2 separate regions of the Homo sapiens genome follow, and region 1 is linked to region 2. A link is a loop called in an ENCODE intact Hi-C map of the cell type or tissue named here. Cell type or tissue: heart right ventricle. All regions are shown on one strand. Each heading gives the region's core, and the rest is flanking DNA. Links, peaks and the distances in the headings are about the cores only. Region 1 overlaps LINC01580 (long intergenic non-protein coding RNA 1580). Region 2 overlaps RGMA (repulsive guidance molecule BMP co-receptor a).

Evidence for each region. Peaks named below come from ENCODE experiments on the same cell type or tissue, not always from the same donor. Only the 100,000 strongest peaks of a DNase experiment are listed, where the experiment ranks them.
Region 1: it touches region 2 in a loop (2.5-fold over the local background); 24 of 110 quality-filtered maps call a loop at or near these places.

Annotation. Positions count from the first base shown.
Region 1 is chr15:93,978,894-93,985,971 of GRCh38, forward strand. LINC01580 (long intergenic non-protein coding RNA 1580) reads left to right here. Exons shown (of 3, transcript NR_120323.1): 3 at 4,893-5,257. LINC01581 (long intergenic non-protein coding RNA 1581) reads right to left here. Exons shown (of 9, transcript NR_120320.1): 4 at 4,000-4,128. Among named protein-coding and RNA genes, the nearest start is that of LINC01580, 82 kb to the left of the region's middle. RefSeq lists an enhancer at 2,452-5,020. In heart right ventricle, for the core only: no CTCF peak of the experiment used is centred there; DNase peaks (open chromatin) are centred at 1,479 and 3,578; H3K27ac peaks cover 5,000 bases; H3K27me3 peaks cover 275 bases.
Region 2 is chr15:93,069,988-93,077,065 of GRCh38, forward strand. RGMA (repulsive guidance molecule BMP co-receptor a) reads right to left here. Exons shown (of 4, transcript NM_020211.3): 2 at 2,929-3,044. Among named protein-coding and RNA genes, the nearest start is that of RGMA, 16 kb to the right of the region's middle. RefSeq lists a silencer at 3,518-3,656 and an enhancer at 3,813-4,570. In heart right ventricle, for the core only: a CTCF peak has its summit at 3,282 (motif pointing left); a DNase peak (open chromatin) is centred at 3,264; H3K4me3 peaks cover 3,292 bases; H3K27ac peaks cover 3,773 bases; H3K27me3 peaks cover 2,453 bases.

The DNA.
Region 1 (7,078 bases), core at 1,243-6,242, 910 kb after region 2:
TTGGCTCCTTTTAGAGAAGCAAGCTGTGACTCAGTGTAGGTAAGTGATCCATACAGTTAGAGTCGGTAAATGGTCGAGCTGGTAAGAGCTGTAACCATTACGAATGTCAGCTCAGATAAGCCAATAGACTAGCTTGAAATCATAGGAAAGGCTCCACAGAGGCAAACGATGGCTGCTGTCTAGTGCATTCCATCTCAGAAGGCAGGACCTTGGCCACCAGGTTGGTGAATGCAGGTGAATGCAGGTGCCAGATGAAGCTGGGGAGGAGCAGCAGGATTTAATAGGCTTCTAACTCAAAGGGAGCCAATAGAAGTTCCTTCTGGAAGATTCTAATTGCGAAGCTGTCATTTTCATTAGTCTGGACTGGTCGTTTGAACTGAGAACTGGTGCACTGTGGAGAGGTTGGTCAGTCAGGAGGAAAAAGTGGTCTGGAAAGGGAGTAAAGATGGGGCAAGCATGGATGAAACCAGGTAAAAAGAGAAGAAGGATGAAGAAAGCTGCTGCTGGCTTCTACATGTAAGTGCAGCCCCTTTTGAAAAACAGAGTTGCATCCTGTCCTTCAGTACTATAAACTAGCACCAATTTCTCCCCGGTTTTTATGTGAGCTATTTTGAGTGCTTTTGTGTTACTTTATCACAAACTTAACAACACCTTCTCAAAACCTCTCTCTCTTCATCCCAAAACTAATTTACTTATCCTCTTCTCCTTAGGAAGTTACTGGTCATTTTGGTTAATTATAGAAAAACATACAGGGTCTTAACTTTGTTTAAAGTGGTCACAAGGCCAGATGTGGTGGCTTACGCCTGTAGTCGCAGCACTTTGGGAGGCTGAGGTGGGAGGATTGCTTGAGCCCAGTAGTTCAAGATCAGCCTGGGCGACATGGGGAGACTCTGTCTCCAAAAAAAAAAAAAAAAAAATTATAAAATTAAAAATAAAAAAAAGTGGTGGCTAGTACCAGCTTTCACTTCAGGGAGACTCACTGTGACTCCAACTCCATTTCTGGCCAGCTGTGTAATCTTGAACAAATTGTCTGTTCTGAGCCTTAATTTCCTAACATGTTCAAAAGAAAACCAATAGTCACTACTTGGTAGGACTGTTAGAAAGAATGAAAGGGAAAACACACAGCATGGATGGCACAGTATTTTATACATTGAAGGTCTTCAATAGCTAGTAGCCATCAGTGTTGCAATTCATTCTTCCAATTCTAAAAGCTCTCTTTTGGTTTTGGTTCTACAAAAGTCACTCCCTGTGCCCATTCACCAGCCCTAGGTACGTGGAGACCAACGACATTTTAGTTTTTGGCCAATTTCTTCTATTCAAACACTCTGATCAGAATTCAGTCATATTAGGGTTAAAGAAAAAAAAAAAACCCTTGATTATCCTCTGTTCTTGAAAGCACTATCACCCTTGTTGGCTTAAGGCCAACCTGATTTCTGTGCTGAAAGAGCTGCTTTTTGCTTGGAAAAGGCAATGGCTGCCAGCTGCTTCCTCAGATGCTGTCTTCACTGCAGATAGCAATAAACAGCTGCAAGGAATGTGTTAATTGGTCTTGATCAAGATGTCATCTTCTGCGTTATTATTGAGTCAATGCCAGGTAGACAATGCCAGCAAACAGACAACAGTGAAAGTTGTCCTGATGCAGGAAAGTTGTACTCATTGCAGCTAAAGTTGTCCTGATGTAAGCCTTAGCTTACAGCATTCCCACTCAATCTCATTGACAGATTAAAGATCTCCACACATGTTTCAACTGCTAGGTTAATACATGTATGGACATTACTTAACTGACTTTGTTTATCATCCATCTGCTTAAGAGATGGAAGATAATTTACTGCTTTGAAGAGGTTTATTTAAAAACCACTTCCCAGAGCTGGACAGAGCTGTTCTATGGTGCAACACCCTGGCCAGATCTCTAAACACTGGTCTGTATGGCCACTCCTCCTAGTTCACACATCTCCCCCTTGCTAAGCCCAGATGCTACAAGTGTGGTCCAAGAATCGATGCATGAGCACATTATCAAGTACTGAGGACCAGGAACATTGGTGATGGTGCCATGGGCACCCTCTCTACCACTAACTGGCTATGTGACCTGGAACAATTTACTTAACCTTTCTGGGCTTCAATGTCTCATCCCTAAAATGTGGAGATGGACATTAGTATTTGCTTTGCAGATTTGTGAGGATAAGGGTTATGCATAGCTATTGATAATGACAAATGCATAGTAAGTGCTGAAAGAACATATTTGTTGTGATGCTGATGACACTGATGGTGATGCAAGTGATGTCAAGGAGCTTGGAGTCCTGTTATACGTGGGCTTGGTGAGACATTTAAAGAACATCTGGCCCTTTTAGCTCAAGGATAGAAGTGACTATCTTTTGACTTCTTCTGCCTTCTCGCCCATGGCTGCACCAGTCTGTGCACCTGTATCTTTATTTACTGTCCTAACATGAGCCCTCCCGACTGAAGTTGCACTCATGACTTGAGTCCTATGCACAGATCTTGACACTTGAATCAGAGACTTCTTTTGTCCTGAATTTTCTTTTTCTTTTCTTTTCTTTTTTTTTTTTTGAGACAGAATTTTGCTCTTATTGCCCAGGCTGGAGTGCAATGGCATGATCTCGGCTCACTGCAACCTCCGCCTTCCGTTTTCAAGTTATTCTCCTGCCTTAGCCTCCTGAGTAGCTGGGATTACAGGTATGCACCACCACACCCGTCTAATTTTGTATTTTTAGTAGAGACGGGGTTTCTCCATGTTGATCAGGCTGGTCTCGAACTCCCGACCGCAGGTGATCTGCCCACCTTGGCCTCCCAAAGTGCTGGGATTACAGGCATGAGCCACCATGCCTGGCCATGTCCTGAATTTTCAAACATAGTTGGTTCTCAGATCCTGACCTAAAGCACCCTGCGTGACATCATGATCTTCCAAAACCACTCATACAGGCCCCTGTCAGAGCTGCAGAGAAAGAAGCTGGCTGAAAAAAGGCCATATAGAGATCCTGGTGGCTCCCTCAGGGAGCACTACAGCCCCTGCAGTCAGCACAGAGGGGCACCCTGATTAGGCTCTCCTATTAAAGCTGCCTCAGGACACTGGCTCACCTTGTGTGTTAGCTGGTGAAGAACTCAGGACCCTCAAAAGAGAATTCAGGCCAAAAGAGTGGTGTTGCCCCTTCTCTGGAAGCATTTGAATTACTACTATAAGGTAATAATCTTTGTGTTTTAGATTTTCAAATCTCAAACAATAAATATGTTGCTTTTAATTATTTTTGGAATACAGCCAACACAATATTTACCAAATCACTTTCAGAAGGCCAGTGAGGAAGCCCAAAACACAGCAGCTACACCCACTGATTTCTGTTTTTCTAAGTTGAAAACTGATCCGTCTCGATTGCAGATGATTATGAATAGTTTTGTACGTCCAGCAACATATTGCTAACCTCAGCCTTTCTTTCTTAAGCTCATTATTTGCTAATGATTTTCTTGGCCACAAAGCTCATAAAATTCCCTTGAGTTGCTTAAAAAAAAAAACCTCTTAGGACATTTGTTCCATTTGTTCAGCATCTGCGCCGGACAACATCTGGAGCCTGAGGAAATTCCACAGCTCAGGGTATGATGCGTAAATGAAATTACTTTTTCATGCACTTCAGAAGAGATTCAAGAGCATCTTTCTGACCAAACAAGCCCTTTTGTTCTCCTCCAGCAAGTGTTTCTCATTAAAAATGTCATCTCCCTAATAAATTGCCTTATTGCCCCTGCAGCTGGGCCTATTGTTTTCATGGTTTTGTGCTCACTCTGATTCTCACAGGAACAGAAAACCAGAGAAAAATGGGACTTTTCCCCCATTCTGTCTCCATGAAATGCCTTTATTTCACCCTTTGTGTTTGAGTGAGAACTTGTCTTTCATCGGAGCCCTTTATTCTCCCAATAATCACTGCTTTTGGCCCAATATTCACTGCTTTTGGCAAAATATCCTCAGACACATCCTGTCAGATATACTTTTCCTACCTAGATACTGGATGGTGGCAGCTTGCATCCAGGGATCCCAGCTCAGGCCAAAAAGTGGCATTTTGGGGATTATGTCCTAGTGGTTTATTCTTTGTAAGAAAATATCCAATGTGATCACATCTTTAGTCTCTGCCATAAGAACATATACAACAATTTTAGGGATGGCAAGGATAAAGAGATTAACTTGGGACAAGAATGGGGGTTAGGATGAGATGTGTGTGTCTGTGTGTGTGTGTGTGTGTGTGTGTGAGAGAGAGAGAGAGAGAGAGAGAGAGAGGGAGAGAGAAAGAGAGAGGGAGACCTGGGATTAGGGGTTCCTATAGAAGCCACAGAAAAGATTTAAAACAATCTTGGAAACATTTGATGCAAGCTATGTTCCTAGAGTTGAGGGGTGAAAAAATATCTTTTTTTTTTGGTATCTCTGGTCAGAATTAACCTTGAATGTGAAAAGTTCATCTTCTATCAATTTCTTTCCCCCATATCCCTTCAGCCTCTCCTTTTCACTGGCCTCTATTGCTAACATTTATTCACTAGGTCAGCAGGAATTTGTACAACCAAACTCATCTTCCCCAGTTATTTAGTCCACTTTCTATCTATGCACAATGTAAAATAATAATAACAATAATAAGGAGAAGAAGGGCCTAACTGGAAGAGAGAAAAGACATTTCTGGCATGCAAATTGCTTTGCACTGAAAATTCTTTTGGAATCTCCAGGCTTCCTTTGACTTTTTCGAAACCTTGAAAGGAAGGGTACAGGAGGCTAGTAGACAGAATTGGCTGGCTGCCATGAGCTCGGTGCTTGGGCTAATTTTGCATACAAGTTCCCTGAATTTTCTTCACTAAATGCAAACATAGGCCACCATTAACATCTGCTCTCTGTGATTCTTTTGCAGCAAAGCTGCAGATCCCTGAGGCCAAGGCTGATGAAAGATGTGGGTAGCCGATTCTGTCCTGTGACCTGGAGGCTCTGAATTTGTGATTGAAGAGATCCTGCACAGTCCTCTCCCCTGTCATATCAGGCATCTGCAAGGCATTCTAAGGACCTCTAGGAGCACACAGTTCAATCCAGCAACCTCTACTAAGGGTCACAAATGCCTATGTCCAAGTCTATGCTGGCCCTGTCAAAGTCCCGTCTCTGCTCTGCCCCCAGGGTCTTACGGGCTACAAATGGGACAACTTTTTAAATACTCACACATGTTGTGATCATTTGTAAGTCCAAGTCACAAAAACAGCAGAAGTAGAAAGTTTTACCTTAGAGTGAAAATCAAGGGTGGTGTTGCTACCAGATGGTGCCACTCAGTTGCAGGTTCTTGGTGTCCCGAACAAAGAGTTGGACAAGACACATACATAGCAAAGCAAAGCGATGAAAGTGTATGAAGCTCAGTATTACACTCTCGGAGCAGGAGAGCGAACTGACCTCTGTGAGATGAGATCACCATCAGTTTGGTGTAGTTTGGGTCTTTTTATGTGTTTTTTTTTCTTCTCTTCCCAAGGCTGCCTAATCTCTCGCCAGTGTCTACCCTTTAGATTGATAGGTGTGTTGCTTAGTTACTTTGGCCCCTGTGCGCTTGTGCATCATCTCTATCCCATAATTTTAAGTACATGCATGATATGCAGCCCGTAGGCATGAACCTTAAGTAGCTGATTATCATACAAGGTTATGTTAAGGATACTTTTTCTCTCTAATGTGCATGCCCATCTCTGAAGCGCTGCCTCTTACTGGTTTGGTCCCAGTCTTGCTGGTCATGGGGTCCTTGCTCACCTTTTTATCTCACTTTTTTTTGGCTGCTGAATATCTGCTTTTTATCTCCCTTCCTGTTCACCCATCCCTTCACCTTGCTTCTGTTCTCTGCTTTTACTTATTCTGTGCTGTATCCAACTTTTAATTCCCTTTGCTATTCTCCGGCCTCATTTTCTCTATTTTTCTCCTGCCTCAGTGTTACGGTGGAGTTGGTCATTGAGATAGATTTTGATGCATGAATCAGAGTTCTCAGGGAAGACAAGGTGGGAAAGGCTTTTGTTTCGGAGAGACTAGGCTATAGAAAAGCACAAAGGCACGAGATATCCCTTTATTTGTACCATCATTTGTCCTTTGTTCTTTTGTTCAACAATTTAGGACTTACTAGATTGGCTGGAGCTTGGTACACCCAAACTCAATTTTAGATGAACAGACACCCTTTTAGGGGCTAGTGATACAAGGATGAATATGACAAGGAGTCTGCCAAGTATTTTTTTTTTCCAGTAGGGGCTACAGACCCGTAATAAATATAAAAGTAAATGTATAACATACAAGCGCTGCAAAGAAAAATAAATCATAATAAGAGTGAGATTGAATATTAGGAAAAGAAGACCTGAATACAGTGATCTTTAATCTCTCTAAGGAAGAGACTCTTCTGAAGACGCATGAATTTGAACAGTCACAATGGTGCGTGTTCCAGGGATCTTAAGTACTTGGTACTTATTGAAGCATAAAGTGGCAGGAAGAGAATAAAGCATGATGTCCCTGGGGATGTGTAGAGCTGTATAATGAGGAATATCTGAGGTGCATACTAAGCAACATTAATGTAAATACGTAGGCAAGATCGGCACAGACATTAAGAAACTGTAGTTTGGTAGCAGAGTGGGCTGGAGAGGTGGCAAGTGTTTTAGAAATATGACTCAGGTACTAATGTGGACACTGCTTTAGCGTGAGGAGACTCTGGATCCACAGATATTGGGTTACAAGATGTTGTCAACCCAGTTATCAGTGTCAGCAGCAACAGCATTTATTGAGCTCCTCCTGTGTACAAGGAACTGTTCTGGGCACATCAGTAGTGTTAACTTTTTAAATTCCTCAATAGTACTGTGAGCCAGAAAGTTTAAGTAGCTTGCCCAGGGTGTTCTATCCACCCGGCAGAGCAGGAACACCACCCAAGCAGTCTGGTGAGGTCAGACACAGAGCCGTAACCACTGTGCTATACAGACTTCCAGCCATCATGAGAGACCATGGGTGCTGGACATGAGGGTAGTTTCTGGGGGGCCTGAAGGCAGGGAATGCTTTAAGGTGTAGTAGTTGGCAAGACTTCCTTAATTAATTGGG
Region 2 (7,078 bases), core at 769-5,768:
CTGGCCTCCCTTCCTAGGTAGACGTGGACACTGTCTGCCTGTGCTGTCCCCAAAGAATCATCTAAACAGACACCCTTCCAGACCGCTTGACAGTGCAGGGGCCCTTTCTCATCACCAGGCTGTGGTCTGCCTGAGGGGCTTGGTTAGAAGGCTCCAAAAGTTGTCACTGAGTCAGGAACCCAGTAGGTTGGCCATCCACATGGAGTAAGTAAATGCAAACACTCGAAACACACAAACGCTCTCAGTGTAGCTGAGGTGAAGGCATCTTTCTCCACATAACTATGTTCGATTTAATTTGCACTCCTATAGGCTTACTCCTGGCAGCCATTCAAGCTGACTAGCACAGAACAAACCGAGGCTTTCACGCAGTTGCTCGGCCAGTTTCCACCTGTCTTCAACGGGAGAGGCCAAGGCACACAGGGGCCCCCAGTGTGTCTGGGTGCCTTCCACTTGCTGGGGCTTTATTTCTCGATCTCCCGCCTTGCTCTCCATCAGACCTGCAAGTTTTCTAACTTCATTCCTAAGCGGCCCCTCTCCTGGTCAATGTGTCAAAGAATGGGACAGTCTCTCTCTGTTGTGGAAATTTCCCATTTCATCCCTTACTTAAGAAACTGTCTTTTGACCCACATTTCTAGAGCACACAAGTTTTGGAGCCCCCAGTATATTTAGTTTTGGGGTACTGGAAGCTCAGTTTTCAGTCAGGTGGGCAATTTTGACTAAACGCAGCTGTCAAGCCCTCAAATGAGAAGAAACATTAGCCAGCTGGCGTGACAGGAGAGCAGCTATCAGTTCCATCGGCCAGGTTTTAGTTACCGGCCTTGACGCCAAAAAGAAATGGGTTTCTTGGAAACAAAAGTGATGGAATTTGGGCTGTGACTTATATAACCTACCAGTGTTCCTCAGCCTATGGCGGGATGCTTTAAAATAAAAGTTTTTAGGATGGAGAAATAAATCGAGAAACAACAAAACCACCACCACTCAGGCCATGCAGCCTCCTACCTCTGGAAACTTCTGCCAGGCCTTCCTTTCCTCTCCAGCCCCAAAAGGTAACAAGTGCTGCAGCTTTAAGAGCGGGAAGGTGTTGTTTTAAGGGCCTCTAAGCCCCTCTTCTCAATTTCAGCTTTGAGCTGAGATCACATCCCCCACGGCAGCCAAGGGACAAAAGCCATTTATCAACCCATCTGATAAAACTTCCAATGGGCTTGATCTTTATCTAGACCAAACCAAGAACACAAATTGCAAACTCCTGCTTTTCCAAAACGTTGACTTCTTCTTAAATAGGGTGATTTTTATTTTAATTTTGAATTCTTGGGAGGAAACCAAATTGGGCTGTTCAACCAGACTCTTAAGTAGGTGGAGAAACTGCCTTTTAAATACACTGGGGGTGAGGAGAGGGCACCCTGCTGTTTGATCCCCTGCGGAGGTTTTGACATTCCAAGCTGAGTACTTTTTGGGGATACCAAGATCCCTCACCCGACATCTTGTCCTTGGCCAGGCCTCCCTATGGAACCTAGGTCTGGAGAGCAGGTTGCGGCTCTCTGCGACCCTTCTGGGGTGCGCAGTGGTTGAGTAAGCCGGACGCACAAGTCTGAGCTGGCGCTGGGGGCCAGGAGCAGGGCTGGGACTAGGGGGTAAACTGATCCCTCGCTCCCTACTGTTCACTGTCTGCGTGGTCCGCCCATTGGGAGCCCCAACTCACAGCCAGGCCGAGCCAGACCTGCCCAGTTTTGCCAGTTCCTTGAAACCCAGTTGGCGGAAGAGCAAATCAAAATAACCCAATCCGAGTCTAAACTCAAGTCCTTTCTTGCAAAGCTCAGTAGTGCGCGGGGGCTGCGGCTCTACGCCTGGCTGTGGTGCGAAACAAGATGAAATTTTTTCAAAAAGACACCTCTGAACCCCGCAAACACAATGGAAACGGCTGGGAGATCCCGCCTTGCGCCGGGGGGGCCATTTGGCCCGTGACATTGTGTTTATTTGTATTTTTAGCAAGAAAAAAAATGGGTATAAAGGGCTTAACTGGCGTTTTCTGGCTGTGAGCAGCATATGGCAAAAATGAAATAAAGTTTTATGAAACATCATAAAGAAAACAGGCCGGGGATTTAAGTTGCATGCCTCCCCCCTCCCCCCGAAAGGAAAAAAAGTAAAGAAACTGGAGCGTTTGGGAAGGAACAAATGCTTCTCTGTGGAGTTGGTCTCCCTTCCCCCAACAAAAACAAGAGGTCCGGGCTCGGAGGAATTTGAAAGCAGCGATCTGCCAAAAACATTGTGAAAAACTATGGGGGATTCATTGGAAACAGATGGGCTTTTTCAGCTTTAATTCTGAAATTCTCTCCTTTTCTGACACAATAAAAACAAACAGGGGGCGACGCAGAAAGTTATCAAACAGGAACACCAGCTCATTTGAGCCGAGTCCGTGGGTGTCCCCGCGTGGCCAAATGGGTGGAAACGAGACGAGGTCTCCGGGGAGGGGGCTGTCGGGAACTCGGCTGGGACCTCAGGGGCGACCCTGGCTCCACCCCTGGGCACCCGGCAGGTTTGCAAACTGCTGGGCGAGGAGCTGAAGAAAGTGTCCCCAGCACCGAGGGCGTGCCTCCCCTTCTCCCCCTCTTCCCGAGCCCCTAGGAGGCACGTTCCCAGCCACCCCCTTTCTCGGAAAAAGGGAAGGGAGTGAGGCACCCCGGCCCCTGCGCCCTCCCCACACGGCTCCATCTCACGGCAACTCGGGCAGGGTGCCCCTCTCCGGGTCCCCAAGGGCAGGCATCGCACCCACGACGGGGTGCGGGAGAAACAAAAGACCCGTGGAAATAGGAGGCGGGGTCCGGAGGAGGTCCGGAGAACTTGAGCCCGGACTCACTCGCGCACATCTGGCCCAGCATTGAGGGGCGGCCCAGGGACCCGGCCCCGCGCGCCCGGCCGGCAGTGCCTTACCTGCGGGGAAGCTGCAGAGAAGGAAGGCGAGGGTCGGCCAGAATCCCAGGGCTGAACGTCCTGCCCCTCTCCCCATACCCATCCATCCAGCTCGGCCTGTTACCACTAGCCTCTCCCTGGAAGAAGAGTTCAGAAAAAAAGAAGAAAATAAATCACGCTGCGAAGAAAGGGCAGCCTCGCTCCGCCGGCGGGAGCAGCGAGCCGGGAGGCTCCGTCCACCTCGGCCGCGGGCGCCCGGCGCGCTCCCCTTCCCGCGCCGCCCCCCGCGCGCCCCTCCCTCGCCATCCATCACTCGGTTCTCCGCCAATGTCGACGCGGCCCCGCGCCCCAGCCGCCTGCGCACCGCCCCCTCGCGCTCGGGTTTCAGCGAGGCCGGCGAGGTAGCCGGAGGCGGCCGGGCGGGGACCCAGGCTGCCCGGCCGCAGCGCTCGCCGTGAGGACCTCGGAAAACCACGGCCCTAGATCAGAGGGCGCGCCACGCTCCCCGACCCTCGCGCCATCTCCAGCCCGCGGCTGTCCTTGCAAACCAGGCCCAGCACCCTTGGGAGGCCGCAGGGCATGAGGCGGGGCAGGACGCCCCCTTAATCCCCTCCACGAATATCCAATCCAAGTAGAAAAACTGTCCTTGGAGGCAAATCCCAGCCCTACTTTCCAACCAGACTGCCGACCCCAAGCTTCCACCGACGCCCCCTGGCTCATCAGTCGCACTCAGACGCGACACCGGTGCAGGAGGCTGAAAAACCCACTTCCGAGTTGTCTAGGTCTGGGCAGGATGGCTCTCTGCATCTCAGCTACTAACGCACCTCGAGGTTCCCGCCCGTCGTGGCCCCAGGCCACCCATCCTGACTGGGTTTGGCCTGCCTCCAGCACCCCCTTCAAGCACCTCGCTGCTTCCTGAAGACTTGCCCCGGCTGCGCCCCCGTGCTGAGGGCCTGCGGGCCTAACCTTGCCACCTTGGCACAGCTGCCACTCCAGAGAGATGGCTATGCCGGTCCGCGTGGCGCGCAGGGCCGGATGGTTTGGCGCTCTCTGCGAGGCCCGCAAGGCTGCACTTGGGAGGGCTTCAGTATGGTGACCTTTCCTAACTCTGTCGCTTATTTTTCTGGGAAAGAAACATCTCCTTCCCAAGGTTCCCTGGGCCCTGCAGTTCTGCTGCCGTTGTGATATTTAAGGGACTGGTAACTTCCCCTGAGAGACATCTTTTGGATGAAACACAAATAGTCCTGAGCAAGTGTTCTTAGTCAAACCAACTCCTCCCGCCACCCTCCTCACCTCACTCCCAAGCCTGCCCATCTGGTTCTTTGGGGAAAAACACCTCTGGGTTTTTATCCAATTTGGAGGTTTCTCTTAAGCACTATCACAGTCCTTACCTGCTGCAAAGGCCACACAGGCTTGTGCAAGGCTGCAGGGCTGCAGCTGCATTTGGGGTTCCGGCTGCCAGGTCGGGAGTGTGGAGAGGAGCAAGTTTGAAGGGAGGGGAGAAGGCCCTATGGCTGTGAAGACACAACCCCAGCAGCAAGACTTATGAATCTGGCTTCCACAAAACAGGTACACAAGGGGACCATACCTCAGCCAGCTGTGCAACAGGGCAACACGAAGCTGCTCTTCCCTTAGGTGGAAATGCCAGACACAACTCTTCTTTACGAGGGGGTGTCACTGTGTTTCCCTGAAATATTGAGGTCTCAGATCGACAAGCTCTAAATATTTTTCCCCCAAACCAGGGTTCATTTCAGGACGGGTCTGCAAAATGCTACGGTTTTCCCAGTGAAAGCCCACCATCGAAAATGCTCTTCCTTTCAAGCTTGGCCAGTCCTGGGGCCCGACCCAACAATTTATTCTGCAGCATCACCGAACGGCAGCCCATTCCAGCGGCCACCGGGGCACGCTAAGCAGGCACTGTGCCAGGCTGCACAGAGGTGACCAAGTGGCCTTTCCACTAATTAACACCATTTGCTAGAGTCTGCCTTTCACGAGCTAGTTCTAGAGTCTCTCGCCAATGAGAAGGGATCACTGGCATTCCAAGTCACCTGGACAGTAATTAACCACCGTCACTGCTGCAGCATGTCCAGGTTGGAGACCAGGGCTCAGGATCCAGAGGAGGCCATGCAGCCCGCAGAAGCCCAGAAATCACGCCCTTCTGGGGCTGCCCTTGCCCAAGAATGGACTTTTCACAGCAGGACTTTTTTTTTTTTTTTCAATGAGAACAGAAAAAAGAAATCTTCAACTATGTTACAATTTAAAAGCAGGAAAAAAAAAAGGAGTTTCTCCCTCCCACGTCAGGAAATGTCATCCAATATTCTTAAAGAAAGGATAACTAAATAAAATACATGTGCAGCATATTCTGCAATTCCATTACATACAGTAGTTTTTTTTTCCAAAGCTATTTTAAGTATTGTTAATATAAAGCAGTTGCACAAAAAGCAAAGGTGCTTTGACAAACAGGTGTATGCACTGATTCCTTTTTAGGAACAGTATCTAAAAAGAACCCGTCGTCCACACTGCCCCAAAAAAGACAAAGATTCATACAGACACATTGGGATATATGTACAACATAATGAACCCCATCCTAAAGAAGCAACTGAGATAACCCCCAGAGAATACAGAATCAGAATTGTGAAAAATCATAGTGAAGTTTGCTTGCTGTAAAGCCTGAGAATTTTTTTTTTTTCAGTTGGTTCTTCTCGCAGCAGGACTTTTAACCTCTACATTTCAGTTTCTTCATCTGTAAGGATCGGGCTGATAATATTGTCACTCCAAGACTACAACTGAATAGAACTCGGAAGAGGCCCCAGGCCATGGGAGTTCCAGTGTCCCTGCCGGGAGACGGGTACTGGCTGCCTTTTTAGGAGGAGACCCCAGTCTTGCGACATGAGCAAATAATTTGGGAAAGGGGCACAAAAGGCTTTTTTTCCCCCCCTTTCTTGAGGAGAAATGTCTGAGGCTGAATTTGGACATCTTCAAAGTGGGGACTTGGCCATCACACAGTTTAGACTATCATGAGAAATCTAGCCCCAGCTAGAGCAGTATGGCGTTGTGTTGACCTTGAGGAATCTAGCTATACTGGCTAAACCAACCAACTTTTAAACAGCTCCCCAACTCTCTGCAGGAATAAAAAATTCCTAAAACGTTAGATTTGAGAACTCAGCACTCCGTTCGCCATAGAAACTCATTTAACTCAAAAGTGTAGTTGACTTCAAACAAACAGCCCCATAGAGTCTAACCAAGTATGTGGTGTCCCCTAGGCTACAGCTTAGACCTGGGGATAGAGACACTCTCATGCATGACTCTTGCCCCTTTTCTTCAGCACTGGCTGTGGAGGCCTCAATCCTGAGCATCCCCCTCCACCTTCTCTCCCTTTCCACTCTGGGGGTAGCTATTTGATGGGGGGAAAGGGGTCAAGGGGCTTCTGAAAGGAAGGGTTCTGCATACGGCTGAAGTCTTCTCAGGGGCAGTGATAGTCAGGGGTTCCAACTTTGCCTGCTTCTAGGTATGAACAGAGTGTTCTCAAATCTAGGGCCTGAGTCATCAGTCAACAAATATATATTCAGGACCTGCTGCAGGCTAGACCTTGGGGGATAAAGAAATAAGACAGTCCCTATTTCTGAATTGCTGGTAGAAACAGATAATAGAGAAAAATGAGTGCTAAAGGAGAGGTGAGGAGTGAATGACCTTTACCAAAAAAGGTGGTGTCTTTCAAAATAATGGCTAATATTTTGACGTATTTTTACATTGTGTCAGATGCCAGCTGAGTACTTTACATTTCTAGAAACTTTCAGCTAATGAAGATTCTATTACCATCCTCATTTTGCAGATGAAGAAACTGAGGCTGGGAACGCTTAAGTACGCACCCAATAAATGGCTAAAAAATGCCAAGCCAAGCTGGCCGAACCCCATGCTTGGCGTACTGTGTGTGCCATTCATTCCAATGGTGGTGAGCAAGTCCGCACCGGGCTTAAAGTCAAGGCGAGACAGATTACTTAACAATCACTTTCAATAAAGCATAACACAGACTCTGACAGGGGAGACACAGAACACAGGCGCCAGGGGGCTCCAGCCCAGCTTGGGGTGCAGGGAGGGGAAAGAAGCTTTCCCAGTGTAGGAGTATGCCAGGGGAAGTTGACGGGCAAGGGAGGGGATGGCAGGGAGAAAA